3 separate regions of the Homo sapiens genome follow, and regions 1 and 2 are each linked to region 3. A link is a loop called in an ENCODE intact Hi-C map of the cell type or tissue named here. Cell type or tissue: PC-3. All regions are shown on one strand. Links, peaks and the distances in the headings refer to the core of each region. The heading gives the core; the rest is flanking DNA.

Region 1 (10,962 bases), core at 4,088-9,087, 370 kb before region 3:
ATGCGGAATAGCTGCTTCAGATGGGAGCTATAGTTGCTATCTGAGTTGAAGTATGTGATAAATTCTGCAGGAAACCCCTTACATAAAACTGCAACAGTAGTGAACATCTTGTTTTCACTAATCTTTTTATAATTTTGTTTCTTTGTTGCAGCCTTTAGCCCTTGCCTATTTTTAAAACTTTATATTTTTTAACTTTTATTTTTGTAGAGATAGTGTCCTGCTATGTTTCCCAGGCTGGTCTCAAACTCCTGGGCTCAAGTGATCCTCTGACCTTAGCCTCCCGAAGTGCAGAGATAACAAGCATGAGCCACCTCAACCAGTCCCTTTTCTATTTTAGTTCTAGCCACTGAAGCTATAAAATGTCAATATGAATAGTCAAATTATTTAAGGAAGTGGTTTAAATTTTAACTATGTTACCAATATTAATTTGTATTTATTTGTATTTATAATGCACTATATTATAATAAATAGTATTAATTTAAAATATGCTAGTCTTTTCTTTTTGAGACGGAGTCTTGCTCTGTCACCCAGGCTGGAGTGCAGTGGCGCAATCTCTGCTCACTACAAGCTCCGCCTCCTGGGTTCACGCCATTCTCCTGCCTCAGCCTCCTGAGTAGCTGGTAGTACAGGCGCCCGCCACTATGCCCAGCTAATTTTCTTTTGTAGTTTTAGCAGAGACGGGGTTTCACCGTGTTAGCCAGGATGGTCTGGATCTCCTGACCTCTTGATCCGCCCGCCTCGGCCTCCCAAAGTGCTGGGATTACAGGCGTGAGCCACCATGCCCGGCTGCTAATCTTTTAATTAAAAACTTTTTGTGTGTGTGGAGATGGAGGTCTCACTGTCTTGCCCAGGCTGGTCTTGACCTTTTGGCCTAAAGTGATCCTTGCATCTCAGTCTCAGGATTACAGGCCTGAACTACCATGTCCGGCCCCTAATCATTTTTCATTTTTCCAGTGAATCCTTTTCTATTTAATTTATTTTGAGTGAATTTGTATTATTTACTACCAAGTCATCAAGGTATCACCAGTATATCATTTTCACATACCACATTTAAAAAAAATTTAAGTGGTCAACTGTCAAAAGCTGCTAAGGAGTTAGTTAAAATAAGAGCAGGGAAGGTTTCAATGAATGTAGTATCACAGAATTAATTTCTGATCTTGACAAGAGAAGTCTCAGCTGAGTGGAAGAAAATTATTCCAAATGAATACTACTGAGGGAAGCATGTGAGGTGAGGAAATAGAAAGTGATACTATAGGCAACTCTTCCAAGAAATTTAATTTAGACAACATTTTCAATAAATTTAAAAACACATTTATTTTCAATAGAGACAGGAGTCTTACTATGTTGCCCAGGCTGATCTGGAACCCCTGGCCTCAAGCGGTCTTCCCACCTCAGCCTTCCAAAGTATTGAGATTACAGGTGTGAGCCACTGGACCCCGCCCCAAGAAGTTTAATGGTGAGGAGAAACAGAGAAATAGGTCATTAGCTTCAAGATCATGTGAAGTTAAGAAGGATTTCGAGGAATGAGGTGGGGGTGGGGATTGTTTTCAAGAGAAGCAGATACTTGAGGATATTTTCGGGGGATGAAAATGATCCAGTAGAGAGGGAAAAATGACAGTAGATAGTTCTGATTTTAGTTATTTAAGGAACACACAGAAGAGCAGATAATTGCAAGGATGAAGCCTTTGATAAAAGTTACAGGGGTCAAGTGTCAGAGCAGTCAGGGAGGAGCAATCATATGGGTATGATTGCTCAAAGTCTGGTTGTTTTAGGGGCTGGATATTTTTTCCCAATACCAACCCAGCTCATTACCTGAGAAAAGGAGAAGGGAGGAAGTTCAATGGAAATATTTATGTCAGAAAATGGGAAAGAAAACCCTTAGGAAGATGGCACTATCGTGACCAAATAAGTAGAAATGACTAAGCTACTAAAAGAGACTCCTTAAGATTATATTCTGTATCCTCTAAATGGACAGAGCTACTTATCTTTCAAACATATAAAGTAGCAATAACGACAATTGGTTGCTATTATTGAGCATCTTACTTATGTGCTTTTTTAATTTTACAAGGCAACTGTAAGGCTAGAATTTTTTTTTTTTTTTTTTTTTTTTGAGATGGAGTCTCGTTCTGTCACCCAGGCTGGAGTGCAGGGGCGCAATCTCGGCTCACTGGAAGCTCTGCCTCCTGGGTTCACGCCATACTCCTGCCTCAGCCTCCCAAGTAGCTGGGACTACAGCTAATTTTTTGTATTATTAGTAGAGATGGGGTTTCACTGTGTTAGCCAGGATGGTCTCAATCTCCTGACCTCGTGATTCACCCACCTCGGCCTCTCAAAGTGCTGGGATTAGAGGCATGAGCCACCATGCCTGGCCAAGGCTAGAATTTTTAAATTACTTATTAGTTTATTTTATTTTTAAAAAACATTTATTTTAAGTTCAGGGGTACATGTGCAGGTTTCTTACATAGGTAAACTTGTGTCATGGGGGTTTGTTGTACAGATTATTTCATCACCCAGGTATTAAGCTTAGTACCCATTAGTTATTTTTCCTGATCCTCTCCCTCCTCCCACCCTCCACCCTCTGCTAGGCCCCAGTTTCTGTTGTTCTCCTCTATATGTCCATGTGTCCTCATCATTTAGCCTCCACTTACAAATTAGAACATGCAGTATTTGGTTTTCTGTTCAGGGATTCAAGTTCTTCCTGATTCAGTCTTGGGAGGGTGTATATGTCCAGGAATTTATCAATTTCTTCCAGATTTTCTAGTTTATGTGCATAGAGGTGTTCATAATATTCTCTGATGGTTATTTGTATTTCTGTGGGGTCCAGTGGTAATATCCCTTTATCATTCTGATTGTGTTTATTTGAATTTTCTCTCATTTCTTCTTTATTAGTCTAGCTAGTGGTATATTTTATTATTTTTTTCAGAAGACCAGCTCCTGGATTTGTTGGTCTGTTGAATGGTTTTTGGTGTCTCTATTTCCTTTAGTTCAGCTCTGATTTTGTTATTTCTTATATTCTGTTAGCATTGGGATTTGTTTGCTCTTGGTTCTCTATTTCTTTTAGTTGGGATGTTAGGTTGTTAAATTGAGATCTTCCTAATTTTTGATGTGGGCACTTAGTGCTATACATTTCCATCTTAACACTGCCTTAGCTGTGTCCCAGGGATTCTGGTACATTGTGTCTTTGTTTTCATTCATTTCAAATCACTTCTTGAGTTCTGCCTTAGTTTCATTATTTACCCAAAAGTCATTTAGGAGCAGGTTATTTAATTTCCATGTAGTTATATGGTTTTGAGTGAATTTCTTAGTCTTGACGTCTAATTTGATTGTGCTGTGGTCTGAGAGAGTGGTTGTTGTAATATCAATTCTTTTGCATTTGCTGAGCAAAGTTTTGTATTTGATTATATAATCAGTTTTAGAGTATGTTCCATGTGGTGGTGAGACGAATGTATATTTTGTTGCTTTTGGGTGGAGAGCTCTGTAGGTATCTATCAGGTCCATTTGATCCAGTGCTGAGTTCAGGTCCTGAATATCTTTGCTAATTTTCTGCCTCAATGATCTGACTAACATTGTCAGTAGGATGTTAAAGTCTCCCACTGTTATCGTTTGAGAGTCTAAATCTCTTTGGAGATCTCTAAAAACTTGCTTTATGAATCTGGGTGTTCCTATGTTGGGTGTATATATATTTAGGATAGACAGGTCTTCTTGTTGAATTCATCACTTACCATTATGTAATGCCCTTCTTTGTCTTTTTTGATCTTTGTTGGTTTAAAGTCTGTTTTGTCAGCAATTAGGATTGCAACTCCTACTTGCTTCTGTTTTTCATTTTTTTGGTAGATTTTTCTCCATTGCTTTATTTTGAGCCTATAGGTGTCATTGCATGCGAGATGAGTCCTTGAAGACAGCATACCAATGGTTTTTGTTTTTTTTTTTAATCCAGATTGCACTCTGTGCCTTTTCATTGGGGCATTTAGCTCATTTACATTCAGGTTTAGTATTGATATGTGTGGATTTGATCCCATCATCATGATGTTAGCTGGTTATTTTGTAGACTTGTTTATGTGGTTGTTTTATAGTGTCAGTGGCCTATAACACACTATGTGTGTTTTTGTAGTAGCTGATAATGATCTTTTCTTTCCATATTTAGTGTTTCCTTCAGGAGCTCTTGTAAGGCAGGTCTGGTGGTAACAAATTCCCTCAGCATTTGCTTGTCTGAAAGCAATCTTATTTCTCCTCTGCTTATGAAACTTACTTTGGCTGAATATGAAATTTTGGGTTGAAATTTCTTTTCTTTAAGAATGCTGAATATTGGCTTCCAATCTCTTCTGGCTTATAGAGTTTCTACTGAGAGGTCCTCTGTTAGTATGATGGGGTTCCCTTTGTAGGTGACCTAACCTTTCTTCCTAGCTGCCTTTAACATTTTTTCTTTCATTTCAACCTTGGAAAATCTGATGGTTATGTATCTTGGGGACGACCTTCTTGTGAATTATCTTACTGGAGTTTTCTGCATTTCCTGAATTTGAATGTTGGCCTTTCTGGCTGGGCTGGGAAAGTTTTCATGGATAGTGTCCTGATGTATGTTTTTCAAATTGGTTCCATTCTCCCCATCTCTTTCAGGTATACCTGTCATTCATAGATTTGTTCTCTTAACACAGTCCCATATTTCTCAAAGGTTTTGTTATTTTCTTTTCATTCTTTTTTCTCTATTCTTGTCTGCCTGTCTTATTTCAGAAAGATAGTCTTCAAGCTCTGAGATTCTTCCTTGGTCTATTCTACTATTAATACTTGTGATTGCATTATAAAATTCTTGTAGTGTGTTTTTTAACTCTATCAGGTTAGTAATATTCTTTTATATACTGGCTATTTTGTTTGTCAGCTCCTGTATTGTTTTACTGTGATTCTTAGCTTTCTTGGATTGGGTTTCAATGTACTCCTGCAGCTCAATGATCTTTGTTTTTATCCATATTCTGAATTCTATTTCTGTCATTTTAGCCATCTCAGCCTGGTTCAGAACTCCTCCTGGAGAGGTGGTATGATCATTTACAGGAAAGAAGGCACTCTGGCCTTTTGAGTTGTCAGAATTCCTGCGATGGTTCTTTCTCATCTTTGTGGTTGAATATTCCTTCAATCTTTTAAGTTGCTAACCTTTGGATTTTTTTTTCCTTTTATCCTATTCGATGATCTTGAGGGTTTGATTGTGATATAAGGTGGATTCAGCTGATTGGCTTCATTTCTGGAAGATTTTAGGAGAGTAATGCTCAGCTCTCAACTCCTAGACTGCATGCTTTAACTGAGGGGGACTTGTATTGAGGCTCAATGTTGTTCTCTGGCTCCTCAAGGTTAGAAATCCACTGTGCTGGGGGAGGGGGCCCACGGTGCTCCCAGACTGCTGGTCACTGCACTCTGATGGGTGGTCTCAGCCTAAGCATTTCATAGTGCAGTGGCAGCATGATTCATTCTCATTTGCATGTGCCAGAAGCAGCGCTGTGGGGTGTATGCTCCATCAGCTGTAGCAGGGTGCTAGTGGGTGCTGGGATGCCTGCGTCCATGAGGGCACACCACAGTGGCAGAGGCAACACACATGCTAGAATTTTAACCATTTTATTGTTGTGGAAATTGGCCTAAAGAAGTTAATTCTTCCAAGATCACAGCTAGTGATAGGCGGGGATAAAATTCAGATATATAGTCTTTCTCAAATTTCATCATCCCCTACTCATACCACTGAGCCATGCTTTCTCCGTAACGTGCATTCTTGTTACTGACAGTGTCAGACCATGGAGACCCTGGGGACAGTGATGGGTAAGGAGAAAAGATGTTATGGGGACACTTATACAAAGGCAAACCTCTACAGTTACACAGAGAACACAATGAACCTGTAGGTGCATTCAGTTAATTGAATGTCTTCATCGTGTCTCTGAATATGATGCAGACATTGTATTGTTTGGATCTCTCTGGAAAGCAAAAATCTTGCTTGGTTCACACCAAATCACAATTATTAAAAGCAGATAAGTTGTTTTTCTATGGTCCATTTTGTTCTCAAATCCTAGTTTTCAAAATCCTTTTACTATATCCAGATTTTGCAAAACTTGCTATTTGTTTAATGCAACAAAAGGAAATGAAATTCCTGTGTTTCCAAAATGCCACAGGTCCAAATTTGTATCTCATGTGTTTTTGACCATCTTAACCACCAGAGGGGAGTATGAGTCCACCTATTAAACTGAGCCGCAGATGGGTTTACTTTTAACAGGTGTTTGGTATGAAATGCTTGGTCTCAGACTTCCTAAAATAATTTCAAAAATTATGAATCCAATTTAACAGTTTAAGTTGATATCTAAAATTTTTCCAGATAAGACATAATTTTTGTATGTTATAATAAAGGATATAATTTCTAGTGCATTTTAAATATTGGAATTTGTGATGGTTAATATTGAGTGTTAACTTGATTGGCTTGAAGGATGCAAAGTGTTGTTCCTGGCTGTGTCTGTAAGGGTGGTGCCAGAGGAGATTAATATTTGAGTCAGTGGACTAGGAGAGGCAGACCTACCCTCAATCTGGGTGGGCACAATCTAATCAGCTGTCGGAGCAGCCAGAATAAAGCAGGCAGAAGTATATGGAAAGACTAGACTGGCTTAGCCTCCCAGCCTATATCTTTCTCCTGTGGTGCTGGATGCTTCCTTCTCTCGAACATTGGACTCCAAGTTCTTCAGCTTCGGGAGTTGGACTGATTTCCTTGCTCTTCAGCTTGCAGATGGCCTATTGTGGTACCTTGTGATCATATGAGTCAATACTCCTTAATAAACTTCCTTTTATATATACATCTATCCTATTAGTTCTGTCCCTCTAGAGAACCCTGACTAATATGGCATTTTAAAATAAAATAGTACATTTTTCATATATCTGAAGGAATCTAAATAACATAGCAGTTTGATACTCATCACTATCCATTAAAAAATTATATGGTGAGGTGTTGGGGAGGGACTTGTGCTTCCTGTGGGTGGTGCCCCTCTCCCAGCCCTGCCTAGACTCATCCTTGTATTCAATTAAATAAGTTGTTTTTTTAATTGATAGATAAGTTCTCTCTCTCTCTCTCTCTCTATATATATATGAATATTTATATATATATGAATATTTATATATAAACTATTTAAAATGTACTTTTAAAACATACTTTTACTATTAAAAGTAACTATTTAAAACTATTAACTATTTAAAACATACTTTTCTGTTTTTATTGAATTAATCATACACATAATATAAGGACAGAAATACCTCCACAAAACTTTTGTAAAAAAGAGCAGTCCCTTGCCTCCCCCAGCTCACCCCCAGCATTGTCTACTTCCCTTCTTAACTCTCTTGATTGATTCTTGTGGTTGTAACTGACTTAAATCTATATAAAAGGTATGTATTTCTACTTCTCACTATTACTGTTTTAGGCATTAACTATTAACTTTCTATTACGAAAGGATTTAGTTGAATTTTATCTCCAGCTTCCCCTCCCACGGCATCCCCCTGCCACATCTTTCCTGTATAGATATAACTTTAATAAGGACAATGTTCTGGCAGGCATGGTGGCTCATGCCTAATCCCAGGACTTTAGGATGCTGAGGCAGGAGGATCACTTGAACCCAGGAGTTGGAAACCAGCCTGGGCAACATGATGAGACCCCATCTCTACAAAAAATACAAAATGTAACTGGATGTGATTGCACGCACCTGTAGTCCCAGCTGCTAGGAAGACTGAGGTGGAAGGATAACTTGACCCTAGGAGGCGGAGGTTTCAGTAAGCTGAGATCATGCAACTACAGTCTAGCTTTGGAGACAGAGTGAGACTGTCTCAAAAAAAAAAAAGAGAGCAATGTTCAGTGTTTACATTATCATGACCATGTAAACAGTTTGTTGATGAACCAGGCAGTATTTTGTGGTTACTTTTTTTTTGCTAGCACAATATTTATCTTCCTTGGAATTTTTAAGTGTCTTGTTTGTCAATATACTTGTTTTTTTTAATGTACTTAATTTAGTCCCAAACTCTCCCTTAATTGTGTAAATCTTCAATTATGATGTTCAAACACATTAGATACTCTATCAATTTCATCTCTTTAAGAAGTTTCTTCCAAAACTTTCTAACCTTTCCCCTTCAGGACTGGTGGGCTTCTACCCTGGCGTGTAACCATAGCCTTGGGATTTTTCTTCATTCTGTAAATGGGGGTTCTCTTAGTCTCCCTCCTGTGTTGGATTCCCTGGTTCCTGGATCTCCTATTTTCCTCTTTGGTTTTTCTCTTATTTTATGGAGTGTATTCTCCAGTAGCATTCTAAGAAAGGATAAATAGGAATTAAGTTTTTGAGAATCTATTTCTAAAAATGTCTTTTTTTTCTAGTCTCCCACTTAATTGATAATTGGGAAGACTTTAAAATTCTAGGTTGGAAATAATTTTTCTTTTTTTCTAGTCAATGTGCAGTTTTCATGAAGGTAGTAGTGAGGTTCCATATCCAGGCAGTTTTTATCTTGATGATTATTTCAATTGAACTAGAACATTACATTTGTGCATTACTGAGAATGGGAGCAAGTATTTGATAACAATCAGTTTTCCATGTTTGTATTGAAAATGAACCTGAAGTTAAAGAGCGATTGCTCACTGAAAATGGCTTTAGTTACTTTCTTGGACACGGTGTGGATGAGTTATCACATTAAAATAACAACAGCCACCAAAGCAACCTATACAGTTGGATTGGGCACAGTGGCTCATGCCTATAATCCCAGCACTTTGGGAGGCCAAGACAAGAGGATTGCCTTAGCCCAAGAATTCGAGAACAGCCTGGGCAACATGGCAAGACAGAAATACTCTTTACAAAAATCTCTCTAAACAAAATTTTAAAATTAGGTGGGCCCGGTGGTGCATGTCTGTAGTCCCAGCTACTCGGGACACTGAGGCAGGAGGATTGCTTGAGTCCAGGAGTTCGAGGCTGCAGAAGGTATGATTGTGCTACTGCATTCCAGCCTGGGTGACAGAGCGAGACCCCAACTAAAAACAAAAAGGAACCTATAAGGTTGATTGCTTTGACACGTGAGGTTAAACTTGTAGGTTTCATGTAGTTCTGGAAAATTTCTTCATGTTCTGATTACGCATTTGTGGGGTTGGGTACTTAAAGTTTGTACAATAATATATCATTGATTTAATTCTCTGAAAAATGAAAAAATATTAGGTGCTTAAAAAGAGTAACACTCAGCAATGGAATAATTTGAGCCACAATTTTGTCTTCTGATGAAAATTTATATCTTATTTTCAACATATAAACTTGTGAGATTTTGGTCTTGAAGTGTTAGATTCTGGCTATTCACTAGAGTAACACAACATGAAACTAAAAATATAATCTTTCCTGGCATTTTCAGCATCATGATGAAGTGTTTTAATTTCATCTCTCCTTTCCAAAAGTCATGTGAGCAACTTTCCTTTCAAAATCTCGGTAACTGTAGTATGAAAAAGCATAGTTATTTACTTACTCATTATTTCTTCATATAACATGAAGAAAGGAGTTATAGTAATTACCACAACTTAATTATCTTAATAATTTTTACAATTTCACCTAGTCCTGAATCATTCATGGTCAGGCGTCATATTTTCTTCACAACTGTTTTCTGTGAATAAAGTAGTGCATACATTGGCATTAATGTATAACCTATTTTATTTGCAATTTACCTCTTTTCTTTCCTTCATATTCAATTGGAGCATATGAGTCACCCATTTGTATCCTATGTCAGGGGCTGGTAAACGTTTTTGGCAAAAAACCAGAGAGTTAATATTTTAGGCTTTGTAGGTCCTATGGCCTCAGTTGAAACTACTTGGCCATTGTAGCATGAAAGCAGCCATAGACAAGACATAAACAAACAAAGGTGCCTGTGTTTAAAAAATAGCATTGTATTTATGGATACTGAAGTATTAATTTCACAAAATTTTCATATATCAGGGAATATTGCTTTTTATTTTATTTTAAAAACGCTTTAAAAATATAAGTCTATTCTTAGCTGGAGGGCTAATAGGTGGTGGGCCAGATTTGATCTGTGGGCCATAGTTTGTCAACTCCTGGCCTATATTATGGCTCAAAAAGAAAACCAATTAACCAAGTCTGTTCTCATGTAGTCTAGGTTTTCAGTGATAAACGAAACAAATAAAAATCATCAAATGCTCACTTTATATGTATTACATATATGCCCAAATCTAAATCATACATTTACCATTGGTAGTAATTTAACAGTAAAGTGAATTATCTGCTAACACAAAGAAGAAAATTATTGCTCTAACACTTTTATACCATTTATATTATATCTAACAGTGTCATTTGAAAAATGAATTTTACCAGTAGCTTAATTTTTTTTATTTGTTCATTGGCAGGCAGATATGATTTTTTTTTGTTATGGTAGCCTGAACAGACTAAGACATTGATATATTTTAATATTTCTATGTTTCTAATTATATTTTTACAGTTCATGTAAGGCATTCAGAAAGAAAAGCCGGCATAAACATGAGAAGGAAACCACTCTTGTCAGAAAAATCCTCGGTGGGAGCAAAACTGGATTTTTGAAACTTGGGAAGATAAAATACCTATAAGTTTTAAAAAACAAGGCCCTCAGTGACACAGGTGACCTTGTACAGAACTCAGTGCAAGATTTCTAAGATGCAAAACGAGGCTAGAAAGAAGGCAAGTGACATCAGGGAGAAACTAACATTTCAGGTTATGGAGTTTAGTGAATAATATATATTTTTTCTTTTTTTAATTATTTCAATAGTTTTTGGGGAGCAGGTGCTGTCTGGTTACATAGATAAATTTTTTAGTGGTGATTTTTGAGATTTTGGTGCACCCATCATCCAAGCAATATACGCTGTACCTAATATGTAGTCTTATCCCTCATCCCCCTGTCCCATCCTTTCCCCTGAGTCCCCAGAGTCCATTACATCATTCTTATGCCTTT
Region 2 (10,962 bases), core at 2,117-7,116, 340 kb before region 3:
TCTCCTGCTGCGCCACACCACCAATGCCTTAGAGCCCCAAAGTGCCAAAAATTCAAGAAGGCCTGTGGTGAAATGAGGGAGATGCCCACTGCTCTTTTTGTATTATGCTATCTTACCTGGCCTAAGCTAAGCCAAAGGGATTCTCCCCTGAGGATGTGAACTCTCTGTAGGTGGACGAAACTATAACTCTGTGAGGTGGCCATGTTCCACCATGGGTACCTGCGAGGTAGAGAAGTCAGCTTGCCAAGTTCGAGAGGAGAAAGTGACTTTAGAGTCAGAAGCAAAGATGAGATCCTAACAGCTTCCCAGGCTCCATTCCTGCCCTTGGGTTCCACAAGGTACCTCTGTAACCATAAAATAAATCCCTCCCTTCTCCCTTCATGCTGGAGATAGTTCAAATTAGATTTTATTGACAAAACCAGTCTTGGCCAGTTATGCTCTCTAATGCCTGAGGGATCTATATAAATTTTAAGCCGGGCGTGGTGGCTCACGCCTGTAATCCCAGCACTTTGGGAGGCCGAGGGGGGCGGATTACAAGGTCAGGAGATTGAGACCATCCTGGCCAACATGATGAAACCCAGTCTCTACTAAAAATACAAAAATTAGCTGGGTGTGGTGGCGTGTGCCTGTAATCCCAGCTACTCAGGAGGCTGATGCAGGAGAATCGCTTGAACCCGGGAGGTGGAGAGTGCAGTGAGCCGAGATGGTGCCACTGCACTCCAGCCTGGCGACAGAGTGAGACTCTGTCTCAAAAATAATAATAATAAAATAAATAAATAAAAATAAATTTTAAAAACCATGATATGAAAGGATACATGGTTGCTCCCTGTCACTGCTCTTCTCCATAAACACCTCAAGCATTGCCTGTATTTTTGTCTCCCTAATCAGTGTTTCTATTAGCTGTATACAACTTTGTTAATCATCTCTCTTCCACCCTTCTCTGTCACTTGCTCCATGTTCCCTTTCCCATTTCTGTTATTTTTATAGTTTTTTGACATCTTTTCATTAGTTTTTTCCCATGTTGCCTTTTTATTGAGCATCTGTGTAAAATTTCTCACAACGCCTCTCACCTCTCCCATTTGAAACCATTTTAAGATCAGAGAGGAGAAGGGCATTGCTCAATTGGGCCAATTTAAATCTGTCAGCCTTCATGGCAGATGGCCTCTTCTCTTTCTTTTCTTCATTGTCTATTTCAAGCAATTCTGAGAAGATAAGAATGCTATCGTTGGCCTAGGCTGAGCGGGAAGGGATCTGTGGATAAGAATTACGGTGATGATGTGAGCACTGGAAGCCCAGTTTCCACACCTTTTTTATACAACCCTGTCTATCGAAACATTTCAGAGTGTCCTTTCCCAAAGTTCGATGCTCTCTATGCTGGGACTATGATTTGCCAAGGTGTACAATACATGACTAGCAGTGGCTAGCAATAATTTCTCCAGTAGTAGCTTTTCCTCAGAGTTCTTTCTGTCCCCAGTTTATCCCTAATTCCTGAAGTTATGTCCAGGGCAAATGGTTACTCACAAGTCAGTGTTATTTTTTTAGTAGGTGCTTTAAAGAACGTATGCTGGATTTCTGGGGTGGCTGCAGTGAGGGGGCCAGTAGGAAGCACCTGATATGCACAGGTTTTGCATTTGGTCTCATGCATTCTGCTAGGAACCATGTGCACAGCACATCTCCCTCATAGATGTGAATAAACTCTGCAAAACTGTGGCCCCGTCCTAAATTCTTGGATGTTCACAGGGGCATACATGCAAATTTCATTCTAGGAATAGCTTATAGGTTTGCCAGTTCCCAAAGGTGAACATACAACTCACTATCAATCTTAGGTCCATTTCTGAGTAATGCAGGTTGAACACTAGGTTTGTATCAGGTCCCATGCTAAAAACTTTAAAATGCAGCAAATTGAACCTCACAATGAATGTTGGAGGTGTGAATTTCTTTTAGAATTCTTACTGTAAAGATGAGGAAACTGAAGCCTAAGTACAGCTTGGCACGTCTGAGGCCACATAACTAGTAAAGTAGGTGGATTTAAACTCAGAACTGTCTACTCCACAGCCCAAAATCTTGACCACTATGGTATGCTGCCTCAAGGCAGAATATATAAAATAAATGACCATGCACAGATGAACCCTTCAAAATGGCCTGCAGCTCAAAATGTAACCAGAATGCATTCCATATTTATCATTTTGCTTTGTGAGCTCTTCCTGTCCTGTTGCTACCCTTCCTCCCAGCTCCCCAGGTACACTTCCCCAACCTTCAAATGTCATCCAGATTTCCAATTTGACAGGATGCTGAGGATCTTGTATGGCATGCTGCCTCAAATTATTTCACTCCTTTTTCCTTTTCCTTCCCAAGAAGGAAGATGAACATTCATGAGCTGACTCAGGCCGAGAATCTTTCCCTTCCACTTAGGGTGAGCCAATCAATAGCTCTACCCACAGTCCTCACTGTGCTGATGACCAACACTGCATTAATGGCATTGCTATTTAGCAGCGCAAAAGAAGGGCTCACTAGAAAATAAATTTATTGTCCCCCTCCATCTCCCCCTTCAGTGAATCCCACCTTACTGCTTCCTGTTAGAAGGCTTTGGAAACCCTGTGGGTTATCAAATAGCACCATTTCCCTTGGCGGTGTTACACTATTGATTGAGATAATGTTATCTTCTGAAAATGTCATCTATGGCAGGTGCAATTCCTACTTGGTTAATTCATCTGTGGCTAGGTCTTGTATATTCAATCTGGTAGCAGAATGCTTTTTTTTTCCTTCTGGAGTTGGAGTTTTCATTACTGAAATAAAAAATGGGTCATAGAAATATTACTCATGAAGAACTCAGAAAACATTGCCCTGTTGCTTTCTTCCTGCTGAAGTTTGATAGGCCTACTTTATTACATTGCAGTTGGCAGGACCAGTTTACTCAATTGGTTTAACATCATTCCAAGGAGGGTGAGGGCATCCATTCTGGCTTTGTAGAATGTTTGTTAGTGTATCCTGCTGGGTGTTGGTTGGATTTCACACATATTTCACCGTCAGGGAGCCATGACATAACCTTTTGGGTACAAAGGACAGCATATTCTATTATTTAGTTGATAGTATCAAATGGCATGCTTATTAGAGGTACCTGGGGGAAGAAGAGCAGAATTTTTTTTTTTTTTAAGTCTCGCTCTGTCACCCCAGACTAGAGTGCAGTGGCATGATCTCAGCTCATTGCAACCTCTGCCTCCTGGGTTCAAGCGATTCTTCTGCCTCAGCCTCCCGTGTAGCTGGGATTACACGTATTCGCCGCCACACCTAGCTAATTTTTGTATTTTTAGTAGAGATGGTAGTTTCACCATGTTGGCCAGGCTGGTCTCGAACTCCTGACCTCAAGTGATCTGCCCGCCTCGACCTTCCAAATTGCTGGGTTTACAGGCATGAGCCACTGTGCCCAGCCAAAGAGCAGTAAATTTAAAGGAAAATACCATCTAAATAATAACAATTGCTTTCATGTGACTTGTCCATTTGGAAGACATACAGAAAAGGGATAGAAGCAGAAAGAAACAATATGGTTTAGGTTTAGGTAACAATATGGTTAGGTAGTGAAATAATAAAGAACTTTGAAACTGCTCCTTGAACATCCTGATTACTTTCTCTGTGGGGGAGACATTGGTTCACATACAAATAGAACAGGGAGAAAATCTGCAGCAAGGTATCTTTGCTCAGAAAGGACAGCAGCAATCCAAGACTGTTATCCCAGCTAGTTCCAGACAATAGAATACTGCCAATGCTACAAAATTAAAAATAAACAAGATAAAAAATAAATCAGATAACAGGACTCTTAGGGTTGATGTCGCTGTTGGGATTTTGGAGTTGACGTTTCAGTCCCCAAAGAGCTGGAGTTCTGGGAATGAAGACAGAATGGTAAAGAATTATTTTTGACTTTAAGCATAAAAGTCAAATAGTCTATAGCACATTTCGTTCTGCTATAGATTATCTGCATTCTTTCAGCACAGACACATCACTGGGTACTCAGTGACTATGTCATTTCATCCTATTTTATGTGGTTCAGCTGATATGATTGTCTTTTTTTTTTTTTTTTTGCTCTGAACTGCTACATGTAAATAGTCAACTGCAATGGTTAAGCTTTTTTCTTTAAGAAACGATTATGGCCAGGTGTGGTGGCTCATGCCTGTAATCCCAGCACTTTGGGAGGCTGAAGCAGGCGGATTGCTTGAGTCCAGGAGTCTGAGACCAGCCTGGGCAACATGGTGAAACCCTGCCTTCAGTCTCTACAAAAAATACAAAAATTAGCTGGGGATGGTAGCATGCACTTGTAGCCCCAGCGACTCGGGGGGATCACTTGAACCCTGGAAGTTGAGGCTGTAGTGAGCTGAGACTGCACCACTGCACTCTGGCCTGGGTGACAGAGTGAGACCCTGTCTCCAAAAGAAAAAAAAAAAAAAAGAAGAAATGATTACATGTATGTTTATCCCAGTCAGAATCTGATCCATTTAGTATTCTACCTAATACAAGTAACAGTGCTTCTCTGTGCCTTTTGTTTCAGTTATTTTCCTAACTTTTCTACCCTTTGGTGTGTTTCTTGAACAAAGACCAACTTGTGATCTCTTGATGTCTCTTTTTAAAACCCAAGAAGTGAGGATTTGTTTTCAAAGCCAGAAAATCCTGCCTTCCCAAATCCTCCCCACCAGGAGGAAGTCGTTACTGTTCACATCACCTTAAAAAGAACTAGAGTGCAGGCTGTATGTCTTCAAGGGACCAAAACTGTTACTAAAGACAGAACTTTGGGACAATACTAGTGGACCAATCTCACTGATACGGATTTGTAACTGCTTAAAATTTCAAAAGAAAAAAAATGACAGTAATGCTATAGTTTTGAAAATCAGCGAATTTGTGGGCAGGTGGCATGACTTATCAGTAACCTTTAGGGATTTTATACAATTCCCCCTCCCCCGACTCCCTTTCTTCTGCAGCTCTCAGTTCTTCCAGCAGGTGTCCCTATAATCACAGAACAGACATTCCACAGCAAGGTATGTAACTTTATTTTTCTAGCATAATAATTTAAAGTATTTACACACTGCACACTCACTGTTTTACACAGATACGTATTCATATATCTATGAACCACATCTAAAGGTTTCTTTGCAAAGACTCGACACACTGTTGGGGGGGGGGGAGCTTCCAAGCATAACAAAGAGGACAAAAAAAAGTTTTGAGTCTTTTAAAGACAGCCATGTGGAGCATCTGTGAAAACCAGTGTTTCCCCCGTTTTAAGCTCCCCCAGGAGACCTCTGAACAGCTATAGCCTATCCACATGTTGGTATGACCTGAAATTCTTCTAGCTAAGGTTTCAAGAACCAACATGTGCAAGCAGCATTTTTTCTAGAAATCTCAAAAAAGGAGAAAATAAACCTGGCCCTTACGTAGAGAAATACATCTATTTCTGAAAGTAATCTGTGGGGATTGTTTTACAGGGACACCGATTACAAGGGCAGAATAGCAAAATACACTATTACTAGTGATGCAGGGTGCTTTTAAATGTCACTTCCAGCTAAATGATATGGCAAAATAACCCAATCTTCTTTTCCCAACTATCAGTAAGGGTGGTTGTTATTTTCCCTGAAAAGAGCAAAGGTATATTTATTAATGATACACACTCTAAACCCAGATCCTATAGAAATTTCTTCTATTGCTTTTACTTCACTTTCATATTATTTGCACAAAAATAGTGGTTATCCTCCGTATTTTTTCCTCGCTTGTACTACTCAATTATAAAACAAATTATTAACGATAGCTTCTGAATTTGGTACATGGCATCATAGGTGAACAAAAAAAGCCACAGTTCAGAGCTGATGGTCAGTCCGTCTCTAGTCCAGCTTCTATAAAAGGAAGGCGGGTTTAGGTTTCAACTCTCTATAGTTGAATCTCCATGAGTAAGAAGGAGATGCCTTCCTTATTTTCCCAGACTGCCCAAGATTATTCTCTCATCAACACAAGGTAGAGGTTTGCCACCTCTACATGAATTCACAACTCCACTCTGTGACTGGGTGGCACATCAGTTCGCTAAGAAGTTAAACTTTACAAAATGACGTCCTCTTCCTCTTGCCGGTATGGGCCTCTGGCAGTGTCACTGATCAATAGGACATGGCAAAAGTAACTACCTGGAGAACTAAAACTAAGCATAATCTTGGCCTGAACTACTACGGTAAAGATAGTATCTTTTATTTCTGTTTATGTAAACTTATCAACAAATTATTAAAGCAGAAACTCTATCACTTCTTGGAACTAAAGATTTACATCTAGCTATAACAATAGAAACCTACCTATCCTGGAGTTAACTTTCTCAGATTACTGCTCCTGACTTTTGCTGTTCTTTTCCTTTTGCAAGGGGGTGCCAACAATGGATGGAAGAGGCAAGGAGATCTTACTTTATAGGAATTTCTCCAAGTTACAACGAGCAACTGACCAAATCATATTCAACTACAGGTGTTGAGAGAGAGAGTACCTGACTTCAGACCACCTGGGAAGCACAATGCTTAGTTAACAAGAATATCTGGATTAAGCAGTGCCGAAGTGGCCGCACACCGAGTCAGGCCAAGGAAGCTCTTCTGTCATTGCCGCCCAACTCTGTTCCACTTTGCATGCAGACATATCAAAGACTGTGATGAAGATCATGGTGGACAAGGAAGAATGAAAAACTTTGTGATGGGATCTGGGCCTCTACATTAGAGAAAGAACCTAACAAACCCCAGTTCTTTGGATTCGTAAGGTGAGGCTGAGGAGGGCTTACTGGAGTTGGAGACAGGGAGAGCTGTGTTTCTGGGCTCAAAGCCAAGAAACGGTTAAGAAGAGGGGCTTGCATCAGTCATATAGATTAAAAAGAGCAAGGCATGATAATTACTAAATTTATAGTTTCATGTTTTAACACAGAAGAGTCAGAGGGAAAACTGACAATTTAAAACGGGGCATGGGATGAGAAAAAGTCTAGGAGTTACTGAGATGCCTGGTACTTATCTACAAAACTTCCATCACTAGACCCTTTTGACCTACGAGAATAGCAGTTTCTATGGTTCAACCTAATACACTGTATGGGCTCAAATATATAACAATTAGAATTGAGAGTAATCAGAATACCAATAATACCCCCCCTTCTGAAAAAGTAACAGCTCTTAGATGAAGAGAGCTTCTTAAGATCAGCGTTTAAGAGTCAAAGCACCTGTAAGGGAGAGTTAACGACCCTTTCAAATCAAGTGAGGGCAGAAGGGTGAGGGCATAGTTCAAAGGAACGAGGCAGCTCCACCGGAAGGTGGCGAGTAAAAGCTGCACACCGTGGCAAATCAGTAGCAATGGGAAAGGGCAGGAAGGTACAGCCAAGAATAGCTACAAACAACTGGTCACCTTCAAAGGAAACGCTGCATATGGATGTCTGTGTATATGTACTATACATATCAACCAAGCACACACATAAATATTTAATATATAAAAAATAAAGTGCTTTCTAACAGGTCCCTGGGCAGGGACATTATAAAACATTTCACAGAACTGCAAAACAAAATTGATACAATCAAAGAACACTACATCCAACATATGTGAAAACAGCCAAACACAGTATGTACAATCTGGTGGGTGTCCCAGGACAAACATCCTGTCATATACATGGTATATACATATATACTCTTTTACTCAATATATTATGACAATATATATTTTAAAATTTTGTTATAGACAAAAAATAAAAAACCAAAACAAAAGACAACCCCTACAAAAACACGATAAGGATCAAGCAGGTGAGTCCTAGACTGACAGACAAATCACTGCCTCCACGGGGAGTCCCATTGCCACTGCTGGGGAAAATGTGCCAGCGTTCCTTCCTTGGGTGCAGGGCCTCCACATCCTCCAAGGCACTGTGGGCTGCGGCAGTAAAGTTGGCATCACCAGTGGTGAGCAGGTCGAAGACACAGGACTGGAAATAGATGTCCTTCACTGGCATCTTCTCATGGCATTGAGTGTTGGCAGTCTCCAGTGTGTAGCCAGGCCAGGCCTGCACCAAGGAGGTGCGAGGCAGGCTGTGTCCCAGGATGGCAGACACCTGGCCCTGCCCGTCATCGATGCGTTCACTCAGGGGGCAGCCGTTCACGCACAGCTGCAGGTCCTGGCTCTCCTCGTAGGACATGGCCAGGTCTTCAGGCATACGGATGGCAAGGGTCAGGTAGCGACCCACCTGCCGCACAAACACTGTGGTCCCTATATAGCGGGCGTGCATCTCCACATAGTGGCCACTCTCCCTTTCCACGATACGCAGGCTCTTGGCATCGCTGTCCCCACCACTGGTGGTGCCATCCACAAAGGCGGCCGGCAGGTCATCTGTCACAGCTTGGTAGACTTTCTGATCTGTACACTCATGGTGGGCTTTGAAGATAATAGTGATCTGTGGGAAGGAGCATGTACAAGGTTTAACAGAATGGGAAGGAAGCAGAACGGGGTAACCCTCTGTAGCAAGAGCTCCCCGCCATTTTGAAGCTGAATGGCTTAAGGCGGAATCTCCAAAATGGACCCAACTGCTTGCACCTCAAAAATGGATATCACTTTCAGAAAATATTTTTTAAAGTCCTATATATTTAGAACTAAAGTTTAAATAAATCTGTGCATCAAGACAAAACTTTTTTACTTTCCTAAGAGAAAGAGTGAGCAAGTGAGCAGTGTTGCTATCAGAATATCGGTTTTTTTTTTTTTTTTTTTTTAAGTGACAGGGTCAGCTCTCTTGCCCAGGCTAGAGTGCGGTGGCACATTCATAGCTCACTGCAACGTTCAACTCCTGGGCTCAAAGGACTTTCCCACTTCAGCCTCCTGAGTACACAGGACTAAGGGCATATACCACCATGCGTGGCTGATTTAAAAAACTTTGAAGTGAGGGGGTTGGTGGGGGGCGGGGGGGATGGTGGAGGTCGGGGGTTCCTCACTACGTTGCCCAGGCTGGTCTTGAACTCCTGGCCTCAAGCGATCCTCCCACCATCATCTCCCAAAGTGCTGGGATTACAGGCATGAGCCACTGTGCCAGGCCAGATTATGGGCAATTTTTATTGATAATTTATATCTTGTCTGCTTCCAAAGTGGATGAGTCATGGCATAGTTCTGAGAAAAGAAAAAGGCTCGTTTCTGAGTTATTATGCAGAAACTTTAAAGGGCTTAATTAACAATATACCTAACAGAACTTTGCTTCCTACCAAGATTCTTCATAGGATTAAAAAACTGTATCCCATGACTCACCACTACAAACTTACTCGAAATACAGAGAGAAAGAGTTGAGGAGGGGGCACCCCAGTAACAGCCACCACTCATGTACCCCAGGAAAGATTTCTATTAGTCCCTTAATCAAATGTTTCACATCACTGGCTAATCCCTGCGACAGGGAAATCACCTGGCAAATATAGCTCCTAAGCACTGGCAGAGACTGAATACCCTAAACCTAGTTACAGCAAATGTTTTCCCAAACAGCACCAGAGTCCCTTAACTCCTCAGAAATCTTTTCCCAGCCAACTCTCGATTCTCCAAACTAAGCACATAAATTCATCAAAGAAAAAAAATTACTAATAATACAAAAGCTTCTCTTTTGTAAACCCATGTTCTTTCCTGCAGAATCCTTTAATTAGAACAGTTAGTTAAAAACCTTGCACACCTTCACCTCCAACATATCCAACATCTCTGGTACAGGTGGTGGAGGGAAGACAACTATGATAAGACAGGGGCTGCTGTGTCACACAACATGGAGAAACTATTTCAAAGAAACAAAAAAAGACCAGATTTTGAGAATTGTATCATTGCTAGTAACTGAGGCAACAGGGTTCTCTCTTCCTTCTTGAAAAAACAAAAAGTATCAGGTGACTTCAGTCAGGAGGAAGGTAGACAAGCCAAACACTCTATGAATTACTCGGGATGGAGGAAACCTTCTACCTCCTGCAAGGAAACTAATCGAAACAATAGACCCTTGTGAAAAAGACCAGAAAATGCACCCCCCTCCCCCCGCCTGCCCACCCGAAGTCCTCACCACCACCCTCAAGTTTATGTCTTAAGTTTTTCTCCAACTCGGCCAGCATTTGCTCACACTATTTAATTCCACTTGTTCCCACTGGTGTTACTTGACTGGAATTTTCCAGCCATTTCATTTTACTTCAGCCAGTTATAAAGCCAGATCTGAACCAGCTGCACTGTAGCAACCGGTTAAATTCATATCCGCTGTGTGCAGCTGCAACTAAAAGCCAGACAATGTACTATGAAAATGCTGGGTTTTCTCCCTTCCTAATTACCCTGAGCCACAACTTGATTTCACTACCAGCCTTCTCACATTTCAACACCTTCTTAACAACCCAAAGGAGGTGCATCAGAGATGATTTCAGGAAATTTGTTGTGCATCCAACCATAGGACCTTTCAGAGTGAATGGGGGTTTTGAGCTAGATATCTAACGGGACCATAAAATAGATTTATTTGGTGGCTCTAAAATCCGTTGACAAGTGTTTTTTTTTAAGGCATGCTGGGATCCCTTGGAGATGAAAAGATTGATTCAAGAAAATTTTGCACCTGAAAAAGTTGAAAGTCAACAATACAGATGGCTAAAATAAGAGTTAGTAATAGACTTTTTATATAATCACTATGCTCATTTTCACCTGTAACATCTACTCAAAGATTAAACTCTTCAATGACGGCTAAATAATTCGTCTTTCTAGTCTAACAAACCTAAAATTTAAACCAACTTGATATTATCTGCAAGAACTACTTTTTTGTTCACCTTAGGAAAAACAAAGAGGATTTACTTGTGTTGGGCCAACAAAGCAAAGATAACCGATTCCAAACAAGTTTCCAAAAAGCAAGCAAGGGTCCATATTGAGATGAGTGGAATGGTTCCATATGTCTCACCACGGCTGTTTTTTTCATTAAGCACACCAATTCCAACTCAGGAACTCAGGATTCAT
Region 3 (10,962 bases), core at 2,423-7,422:
GTGCTTAACAAGGAAGTGGAGCATAGTGATCAAGAGTAGAGGCATTGGAGCCAGACTGAGTTTTAATCTGGTGCTAGCAATGTAACATTGCACAAATGACTTAAACTCTGCAATGCCATATATTAGGAGGACAGAAAAAGTTGTTTTTTTGTTTGTTTGTTTTGTTTTGAGACAGAGTTTCACTCTTGTTGCCCAGGCTGGAGTGCAATGATGTGATCTTGGCTCTCTGCAACCTCTGCCTCCCAGGTTCAAGTGATTCTCCTGCCTCAGCCTCCCGAGTAGCTGGGATTACAGGCATGCGCCACCACGCCCAGCTAATTTTTTGTATTTTTAGTAGAGAGGGGGTTTCTCCATGTTGGTCAGGCTGGTCTCGAACTCCCGACCTCAGGTGATCTGCCTGCCTTGGCCTCCCAAAGTGCTGGGATTACAGGTGTGAGGCACCACACCCAGCCAAGAAAAAGTTTTCATCTCACAACTTAATAGGTACAAGTCATGGTATGAAGATAATAATACAAGGAGATATGTTAGAGGATGACTGGTCAATGTAGTTGGCAACTTTAGATGAGGTGATCAAATGTCGTCTGAAACCTAAATGATGAGAAAGGCCATACCAGTGGTTTTCTGGTGGTGGTGGGATGGAACAGTAATAATTTGGGGAAACTGTTGAAAAGTCTGAAGGTAGGAGCTAATCTGGCATAATCCAACCAACCAACTGACCAACCAACCAACAAAAATCAGAAAAAAGATTCAAATGCCTGAAGCATCACTAAGAAAGAGGGAAATAGTTTTCATTGAAGTTGGTGCAGTGGATGAGGGCCAAGTCATGCAGAGTGTGGAAAGAACTTTGAAGTTTTCTCTAAGAGCAATTAGAAAGCTTTGGTATCTTATTCATGCAGTAAATGAATAATCATATGTAATGTGTTGAGTACTTAACATATTGATACTGTTTGAGTATTTTACATGAATTACTCATTTAATATTTATAACAAACTTTTGAGGAAACTGAGGTAAATGTATATTGAGTAATTTTCCCAAACCTATACAGCTAAATGTGAGAGAGCCAGAATTTGAAGTTGGGAAGTCTAGTTTCATAATTCTTGCTTACTCCATTAAGCTTACAGATTCCGTTTTATGACTATGTGAATACAGCATGCTAAGGAAGGTGACGAAATAGAATTTGTTTCTTCTCCTCAAAGCTAAGCACAACTTTATTTCACCTGTAATTTAATTCAATTTAGTCTAACAATAACTTATTGATGTCTTACTCAGCGCATGATACTGGCTGAAGTTCTGGGGTATGGAAATGAAATTACCACTTTTCTCTTGACCTCACAGTTTAGCAAAAAGAGACAAGTGAATACATAAATATATTTAATGCAGTAAGTTTCTCTGATACTTAATATGAGTGCTCACCAATACCCAGTCATCCTCTTTTTTGAAGGCACACTTGCATTAAGCTAGGCAATGTGACTGATTTTGCCTGTAGATTCTCAGCACGTCACTTTTGAGCTGAGTCATTAAAATCCCCCGCAGAGTCTTCAGTTTCTTCTGTCCTCCTGAGGTGATTAAGGAAGCCTCATGTTTCCATAGCAGAGACATAATTTGGAAGCAGCCTGGTGGACCAATGAAGTCATTTCATAGAGAACAGCCCTGGGAAGATGCCAGACCTATCTGAATTCTCTATAAGCAAGAAATAAGCTTTGTTAGGTTAAATTGTTGAAATTTTAGGCTTTAGTTGTTGCCACAGGAAGGCATAGACTCTACTGTGTTTTCTGATATGAATGAAGCATATGTGAAGCACTCTGAGACACAAGAAAAAAAAAGGACATTAATTCTCAATGATAAAATGTAGATGTTTCCTCAGAAGTGCTAACATTTTAATTATGTATAAAAGATGAGGAAGACTTCAACAGTTAGAAAGATTAGTAGATGGACTTGAAGAGTGACCAGAAAGGGTTATCAGGGGAAAATGTATTAAGTGAATAAACACAGCATTATGTGAAAGTAAAAAAAAAATACATTTGAAAGACAGAAAATGAGGCCATGTAGCTGAAATATCTGATAATTACTAGTAAAGTGGTAGACAGATGTGAAGCTAATGGTAGAGAGATGTGAATAAAGAGAGAGATTAGGGGCCACTTGGGTTCTGATAAACCTAGTTCTTGAACTTGAGTTTGTACAATCTGGGAGAGCTGTTAGAAGCTTTTGATAGAGATGTGTGCGACAGCCACGAATAGACATCTATTGAATAGACCACAGTAATGATGATGTAGTCCCTGCCCTGTGTTGCTTGCAAACTATGATAGGAGATGTTAGATTATTTTGAAATCATTTGTTTAGGTGGCATTAAGTGTAAATTCAATAAGATAAAACACTTTTAGAGAAACCGAGGTAACTGACAGTGGAAGTTACATTTTCGCTGAGTCTTCAGTGTTCAAAAGGTGGTTAAGACTTCAAGTGGGAAGTAGGAAGGAAAAGGTAGAGGGGAAGGCCTCGTGTGAGGTAAGAGTTGGGCTCTGTGATAGCCTGCAGTCTGTGCCTAGGAAAAACAACTCAGGCAGTAATATGACCAATGACTCTAGCATTAACCAGATGTGAAAATGTGAACAGCTCAACGGGAACAGTAGTAGCAGGCATAACTTGTGTTGGATTAAATGGGTCAAGAGACCTCGCCAAGGTGCCTAGCTTAGACAGGTAAAGGAAAGATGCATGTCATTAGTTGAAATTGAGAAGGTAAGAGAGGTAGCACATTGAGGAGCCATAAAGCGCCAGCTGCTTCACCTCAGCCTAGGTCTGTAGGAGACGTAGTGGAGCCAGCTGAGTGAGAAAACAGCACTGCTTCTTACCATAATACTCGGGTGTGTATTGAATCCTCTTTCAACACATGAAGAATTTTTATTTTATACATTTATTCTTAATTTTTATGGATACATGTGAAGGATCTTAAGACAAAAATGAGCCCTCTGGAAAACAGTAGTGGTGCTCTCAAGAGGGAAAAGGAAAAGCAGTGGGTAGAGAGTTATTTATTTGATAATATTTACAAATTCCTATGGGTATAAATCTCATTATTATGGAGTAAACATGTTATTTTTTCAAGTATATGTAGATGTTGATATTGTAGATAAAATATAAATCATTACAAAATGATACTGCATACTTAGTAACTTCTTGTCATCATTAGAATTTCTTAATCACCTTATAATAAAAATACAACCGTTACCACCAACAGGGTCTGCAAAGCTTTTGATATTAAAAAGAAAACCCTGGCTGGGCACAGTGGCTCATGCCTCTAATCCCAGTAATTTGGGAGGCCGAGGCTGGCAGATCACCTGAAGTCAGGAGTTTGAGACCAGCTTGGCCAATATGGTGAAGCCGTCTCTACTAAAAACACAAAAATTAGCCGGACATGGTGGCAGGCACCTGTAATCCCAGCTACTCGGGAGGCTGAGGCAGGAGAATCACTTGAACCTGGGAGGCAGAGGTTGCAGTGAGCCGAGATTGCACCACTGCACTCCAGCCTGGGGGATACAGTGAGAAAATCCTCTCCTTGGAAAACCTGAGAATCTGCGCTTTGTTTTCTGGAGAATTATTTATATCACTGGCATATTAAATTACATATCTGAAGGAACCTGAAATTAATAAAATAGAAATTCATTCTTTTACTTTGAATGTAAAGCAAAAGGATCGGAGGGGGATGGTTTTCATTTGATGTAGTTAATAATATAAAGTTTGCACATCCAGACAGGAAAAATGTTACCAGGAGTTCTGAAGAAGCTCCTAGAACAACATCAAGTCTTAGTCATCAGTTCTAGCGATTTTTAAGGATTCCAATGCTTTGCATGTAAGTGTGTGGGGTTGGGGTTAAAAGGATTAGGAGAGATGTACACGTGCTGCAATGGGCTTCTCAGCCTGAAACTCTTGGGGAAACCAGGAAGTTTGCCAGCCCTTCACCTTATTTTCAGACAAGTTTTTCATTTGAAACCTGTGGATTCTATGCTTCATTTTTCTTGTGAAAGCATCTCTTACAAATTGTGGTGAAAATTGTTACTTTTTCCCTGTATGGAACTTTCATTCTTTGTGAGAAATTAGTTTACTGCAAATATAGAATGACTTTGCTGAAAGCATTTTGTTCAACTCAAGTACTAGAAGGTGATGCCCTTTACTGTTGTTTCAGTGAAAAGTCAAGGAGGGTTTAAGTAAATGTTTTCCTAATAAGTTGTATGGGGAATATATAACTCTACTCAGTGGAAAAATCTAAAAAGCAATTAGCAAAGGCACTGTTTGTTACTAACGACATTTTCCTGGAAGTCCGTTGTTACTATCAGCATGAAAGTTTTCCTACTACTTGTCCCCCTCTCTTTTGAGCTGGAAATCAGTTAACACCAAGTAGCTTCTGATTTCATTTTGCAAAGCTTTCTTTGTTAACATCTCCAGGTATTATATAAGGCTTTCCGTTGGCATAGAAATTTAATTAACTATCGTGAGTTTGCCTTCACTTTGACTATGATTATTTGATTTCAACTGCCTTTAGGGAGAAAAATACGGAAGTATATTACTCACCACTTCACATCTGTTGCAGTTTAAAAGACTCGGTTGCCAAGAATTGTATGAAGCATCACTTAGTAATGATTCAGGAAATGATTAGTCAATGCATCTTATGCTCAAAGTGAAGGGCACCCTCTGTTGTCCATCTTGCTATGATAGGGCCTTGATGTTTTCCAAGATACAGAATCAAGCTATAAATTTGAAATTTCTTCTTAGCTGAATATTGATAAATACATAGTGATAAATGACACACATAAGACAGTCTTTCAATATTCTAGTTAGAATGTTCAAGAATAGAGACAGGATCCCCCCAAAATAGACCCTGATATTGATAATGAAACAGCAGCAAACTGGCTTCATTTTCTTCTTCCACCAATTAACTAAGATTTCCATAGTCTTTTGATATCTCTGTGTATCAGTCTTCTCCTTTAGAAAATGAAGATGTTAATAACTGCACAATGTACAGTTGCAAAGATTTTATTTTTGCTGTGTGATTTAAATTTGAAGTGCAAATGAAGTTTCCAGCTTTTGTGTGTGTGTTTTGTAATTTTATGATGCAATTATTATTGCAACTACACTATGAAAAGGCCAGGGAACTGATGACTATCTTGTACACTTAAGTCTTTGGCTGAAAACTAATACTTCAAGAAGTTGCTTCTCTAAACTTTCTCCTTATATGACTCCCATTATTTTATTACCTCTTCTAAACATCTCTCACTTCTCTAAATGTTGTGATGGATATTTATTATTTATCCGTGCTTTGATTCTTGATTTCTCATAGTTAGACCTCTGCTATTTTTCTTAACAAATTGAATAACACTTGAATGTTTATTTTCATTTTATTTTCAATTCCTGTGCTGTTCCGTTTGTGTAACACAGCATGTCGAAGTCAAACTCGTCATCTTTATCCAAAACCTACCTTAGGTTTGATAGTTTTAGCAAGAAAGACCACACAATGGTAATCTGTTTTTTCTTTGGTGGGAATATAATATTTGGTTTGCTCATTGCAGTTCTGTTGGTCATCATTTCTAGATCTTTTCGATGGACAGAGTTAAGGTTTTCAGAGCTGATCTTTTTCAGTGGACAGAGCTAATGCAATTTGTATGCATGTGTGTGTGTGCGCATGTGTGTATATATAAAAATACACACACACATATATGCATATTTTATATTTAATAAGTTCATATTAAAGATAAAATACCTCGTAAACTCACACTGGTACTTCCTATACAAATTTTGGAGTACAAAGGTTTTACTTAATTTGTTTTATATTACATCTGTATCTCTTCTCTTTCACATTAAGAAACTCAGTTCCCAAGGACACAGGGGATAATATAATTAGAATTTCTGAAAATTTCTCATTTCCTTTATCCTACATCACCTGCATAATTGTCTCAGGATAGCAATTCTATTACCACCAATATTATTTAGAAAAAACAATTTTTTAATTTGCTCTCCCCACTCTCATCTGTTTTTTAAATAAATTGTCTTACATTGTCCTGTATCTACATATAATATTAAATATTATAATCTCTCATTTTTAGCTCTCTTTTAGTATTAATTTTACAAGTAGTTATGTATTAGTGTTCACCACTAGTTTTATGTCAATGTTTCTCTAGTCATTTTGGTTTTGTGAAGTTTGCTCTCTGGTAGGTTTCTCAAGAAGGCCTCATGGGAACAATATTTCTAGAGTTCTTGAATGTTGATAACTTGCAAATTTGCCTTTTCTTCCTTTTTTTCCTAACCACTAGACCGGCAGGAATGCTCTTTATTCTTGAAAGTCCCTTTGCTAGGTATGAAATCTTTGACCTATGTTTTTACTCTTGATTATCTTAAATGTATTAATCCATTTACTTCTGCCATAAAGTGTTGCTGTAGAAAAATTCAGTGATGACCCAATTTTCTTTCCTTCTAAGTCTGTTGTCCAGAAGAGCTTGCCTTTTTTTAATCTCAAAAAAATTTTAAAATATGTCTTGAAGTTGGTCATTCTGGGTTGTTATAAGTTGGATAAAAGCATATATAATATGCTTTTTTGATATGTAATTTTGAATCTTTTTTATTTCGGGGTTTTATTATAGGATTTAGCATTTTTTCCCCTTGCATTGATTGTCTTATTCACTGCCTCCTATTATGGATATATTTAGTCATGTTTGCTTGTTGTAAATGACAGGATTTTCTTCTTTTTTATGACTGGATAGTATTCCATTGTGTGTATATACTGTATTTTCTTCATTCATACATTGATGGACACTTAAGTTGATTCCATATCGTGGCTGTTGTGAATAATGCTACAATCAAGGTGGGATGCAGCTATCTCTTCAACATACTGATTTCATTTTCTGTAGCTATATATCCAGTAATGGGATTGGTGGATCATATGATAGTTCTATTTTTAGATTTTTGAGGAACTTCCATATTGTATTTCATAATGGCTGTACTGATTTTCATTCCCAACAACCGTATACAAGGGTTCCCTTTTCTCCACATTCTTACTAACATTCATTATCTTTTGCCATTTTGATAATAACCATTCTAACAGGTATGAGGTGATATTTGGTGATTTTAATTTGCATTTCCTTGATGATTAGTGATATTGAGTATTTTTTAATATACTGTTGGTCTGCATACCTAATATTCTTGTATGTCTTCTTTTGAGAAATGAATATTTTGCCTGTTTTTCAATTGTGTTATTTGTTTCTTACTGTTGAGTTACTTCAGTTCTTACATGTTTTGGATATTATCCTCTTATAAGGTAAATAGTTTGCAAATATTTTATTTCATTCTGTAGGTTGTCTCTTCACTCTGTTGATTGTTTCTTTTGCTGTGCAGAAGCTTTTAGTTTGATGTAATCTCATTTATCTGTATTTGTTTTTGTTACCCATGAGTTTGAAATTTTATTCAAAAAACGCTTGCCTAGACTAGTACCATGGAGCTCTTTTCCTAAGTTTTCTTCCAGTAGTTTCATAGTTTTAGGTCTTACATTTAAGTCTTTAATCAATTTTTGAGTTATTTCTTATATGTGGTGAGAAAGAAGAGTCTAGTTTCATTCCTCTGCCTGTGGAAATTGTTTCCCTACACCATTTATTGAAGAGACTGTCCTTTCCCCATTGTGTGTACTTGATGCCTTTTTCTGAAAATCAGTTTGCTTTATATGCATGGATTTATTTCTGGGCTCTCTATCCTATTCAATTGGTCTACGTGTCTGTTTTTATACCTGTACCATGTGGTTTTGGTTACCATAGCTGTGTAGCATGTTTTAAAATCAGATAGTGTAATGCCACTAGCTTGTTCTTTTTGCTCAAGATTGCTTTGGCTATTTGGAGTCTTTTGTGGTCTATACAAACTTCAGGACTGTTTTATCTATTTCTGTGAAGAACGTCATCAGTATTTTGAGAGGTAATGCACTGAATCAATAGATCACTTTGGGCAGTATGAACACTTTAACAATATTAATTCTTCCAATCCATAAATACAGCTGTCTTCCCTTCTGCTTTTGTCTTCTTCAATTTCTTTAATCAAAATTTTATAGTTTTCAGGGTACAGGTCTTTCACCTCTTTGGTTAAATTTATTTATTTTTGTTCTTTTTTAGCTATTGTTAATGTGAAAACACAAAAAATAACAGTTTTTTGATGGCATCTTTAGAATTTTCTATATCTAAAATCCTATTATATGTAAACAGGGACAATTTTATTTTATTATTTTATTTTTTATTTAATTAATTTATTTATTTTTGAGATGAAGTCTTACTCTGTCACCCAGGCTGGAGTGCAATGGTGCAATCTCGGCTCACTGCAACCTCCGGCTCCCTGTTTTAAGCTATTCTCCTGCCTCAGCCTCCCAAGTAGCTGGGACTACAGGTGCCCACCAACACACCCAGCTAATTTTTTGTATTTTAGAAAAGACGGGGTTTCACCATGCTGGCCAGGCTGGTCTCGAACTACTGACCTCAGGTGATCCACCCGCCTCGGCTTCCCAAAGTGCTGGGATTAGAGGCATGAGCCACCGTGCCCGGCCCAGGACAATTTTATTAATACTTCCTTTCCAATTTTGATGCCATTTATTTTTTTCTCTTGCCTAATTTCTCTGGCTAGGTACTGCCAGTACTATATTGAATAGAAGTGATGAGAGGGGGCATCCTTGTCTTGTTCTAGATCTTAGAGAAAAAACTTTCAACTTTTCCCTGATGAATATGATGTTAGTTATGGGTTTATAATATATGACCTTTATTGTATTGAGGAACATTTCTTCTATACAAAATTTATTGAGAGTTTTCTCATGGAAGGATGTTGACTTTTTCAAATGATTTTTCTGTATCTGTGGATGATTATTGTCCTTCATTCTACTAATTTGATGTAGCACATTTATTGCTCTATATATTTTGAAACATACCTGTACCCCTGGGATGAATGCCACTTGATCATGATGAGTGATCTTTTTAATGTGCTGTTGAATTTAGTTTTCTGGTGTTTATTTGAGGATTTTTGTATCATGTTCATCAATATTATTGGCCTCTAGTTCTTCTTTGGTAGTGCCTTTGTCTGGCTTTGATATCATGGTAATACTGGCCTCATAGTATAATTTGAAAGTATTCCCCTGCTTCCATTTTTTTTTTCAGAATAATCAGAGAATAATTGGTATTAGTACTTCAAATGTTTGAAGGATTCAACAGTGAAGCCGTTAGGTCCTTGGCTTTTCTTTGGTGAGAGACTTTAATACTAATTCAATATCCTTAATATTCTATTAAAATTTCCTATTTCTTCATAATGCAGTCTTGATAGATGTATGCACCAAGAATTTTATCAATTTCTTCTAGGTTATTCAATTTATTGTCATGTAATTGTTTATAGTAGTCTCTTGTGATTCTTTTACTTGCTATTGTATCAGATGTAATGTCTCTTTTTTCATTTCTGATTTTATTCATTTGAGCCTCTTTGTTCTTAATCTAGCTACGCGTTTATTGTTGTTTATCTTTTCAGAAAACAACTCCTAGTTTCATCGATCTTTTCTAGATTTTTTTCTAGTCTCCATTTATTTCTGCTGTGATCTTTGGACTTAATTTGTTCTTGTTTTTCTAGTTTTTTGAGATACAACATTAAGATTTTTATTTGAGATCTTTCTTCTTTTTGTGATGTAGGCATTTATTGCTGTAATCATCTCCCTTAGATTGCTTTTGCTGCATCCCATAGGTTTTGGTATGTTGTATTTCCATTTTTATTAATCTCAAGAAAATTTTTAAATTTTTCTTTTAATTTTTTAATTGACCCGTTGGTTGTCAATGAAGCATGTTGTCCAATTTCCATTAAATGAACATATTTAATTTCCATGTATTTGTGAATTTTCTGAAGTTTCTTCTGTTACTGATTTCTAGTTTTATACCATTGCAGTAAGAAAAGATACTTGATATAATTTTTATCTTCTTCAATTGTTAAGACTTGTTTTATGTCCTAACATATATTGTAACCTAAAGAACGTTCCATGTGCAATTGGGAAGAATGCACATTCTGTAGCTATTGCATGGAATGTTCTGTATGTCTGTTAAGCCTATTTGATTTAGAGTGTAGCTTATATCCGATGTTTCCTTATTGATTTTCTATCTGGATGACCTGTTCATTGCTGAAAGTGTGGCATTTAAGTCCACTATTATTACTGTACTACAGTATCTCTCTCTTCAGATCTATTAATATTTGCTTTATGTATATATAGGTGCTCCAATGTTAGGTACATATATGTTTATATTGTTATATCCTTTTGCTGAATTGACTCCTTTATCATTATATAATGGCTTCTTTGTCTCTTTTTATAGTGTTTGACTTAAAGGTTATGTTATCTAAGTATAGCACCTCCTGTTCTCTTTTGGTTTTCATTTATGTGAAATATCATTTTCCATATCATCATTTTCAGTCTGTGTGTGTCCTTACAGATAAACTTAGTATTTTGTAGGCAGCATGTAGTCGTGTCTTGTTTTTTGGCCAATTCAGCCACTGTTATCTATGTATTTTGATGGAAGAATTTGATCCAATCACATCCCAGGTACCCGTTAATAGATAAGAATTTGCTGTTGCCATTTTGTTAATTTCCTTTGTTCCTTTCTTCCTCTCTTGCTGTCTTCCTAAGTGATTTTTCCCTTGTGATATGTTTTTATTCTTTGCCTTTTACTTTTTGTGTATCTATTATAGGTTGTTGCTTCATGGTTACCAAGTGGCTTGCAAAAAACATCTAATAGTTATAACAGGTTACTTTAAGCTAATAACTTTGGTCACACACAAAAAATTTTCATATGTTTACTCCATTCCTTCCCCTAAATTTTGAGTTTTTGATATTACATTGTTTTATAGTGGATATTCCTTAACACATTATGTCAGTTATTTTTTAATAGTTTAGTTTCTTAGCCTTCATAATAAAGATATCCATGTTTT

Evidence for each region. A loop is a pair of places that touch in the nucleus more often than their neighbours do. Peaks named below come from ENCODE experiments on the same cell type or tissue, not always from the same donor. Only the 100,000 strongest peaks of a DNase experiment are listed, where the experiment ranks them.
Region 1: a loop joins it to region 3, with 8 times the contacts of the local background. A loop is called at or near these places in 1 of 110 quality-filtered maps.
Region 2: it touches region 3 in a loop (8-fold over the local background); 1 of 110 quality-filtered maps calls a loop at or near these places.

What each region holds. Positions count from the first base shown.
Region 1 is chr5:98,822,584-98,833,545 of GRCh38, reverse strand. It overlaps the pseudogene CSNK1A1P3. Among named protein-coding and RNA genes, the nearest start is that of RGMB, 54 kb to the right of the region's middle. In PC-3, for the core only: a CTCF peak has its summit at 6,188 (motif pointing right); a DNase peak (open chromatin) is centred at 6,185.
Region 2 is chr5:98,790,545-98,801,506 of GRCh38, reverse strand. RGMB (repulsive guidance molecule BMP co-receptor b) reads right to left here. Exons shown (of 3, transcript NM_001366508.1): 3 at 5,013-8,422. The coding sequence ends at 7,754. Among named protein-coding and RNA genes, the nearest start is that of RGMB, 22 kb to the right of the region's middle. In PC-3, for the core only: a CTCF peak has its summit at 4,978 (motif pointing right); a DNase peak (open chromatin) is centred at 5,056; H3K4me3 peaks cover 452 bases; H3K27ac peaks cover 538 bases.
Region 3 is chr5:98,448,765-98,459,726 of GRCh38, reverse strand. No RefSeq gene overlaps it. Among named protein-coding and RNA genes, the nearest start is that of LINC01846, 290 kb to the right of the region's middle. In PC-3, for the core only: a CTCF peak has its summit at 4,714 (motif pointing left); a DNase peak (open chromatin) is centred at 4,616; H3K4me3 peaks cover 516 bases; H3K27ac peaks cover 635 bases.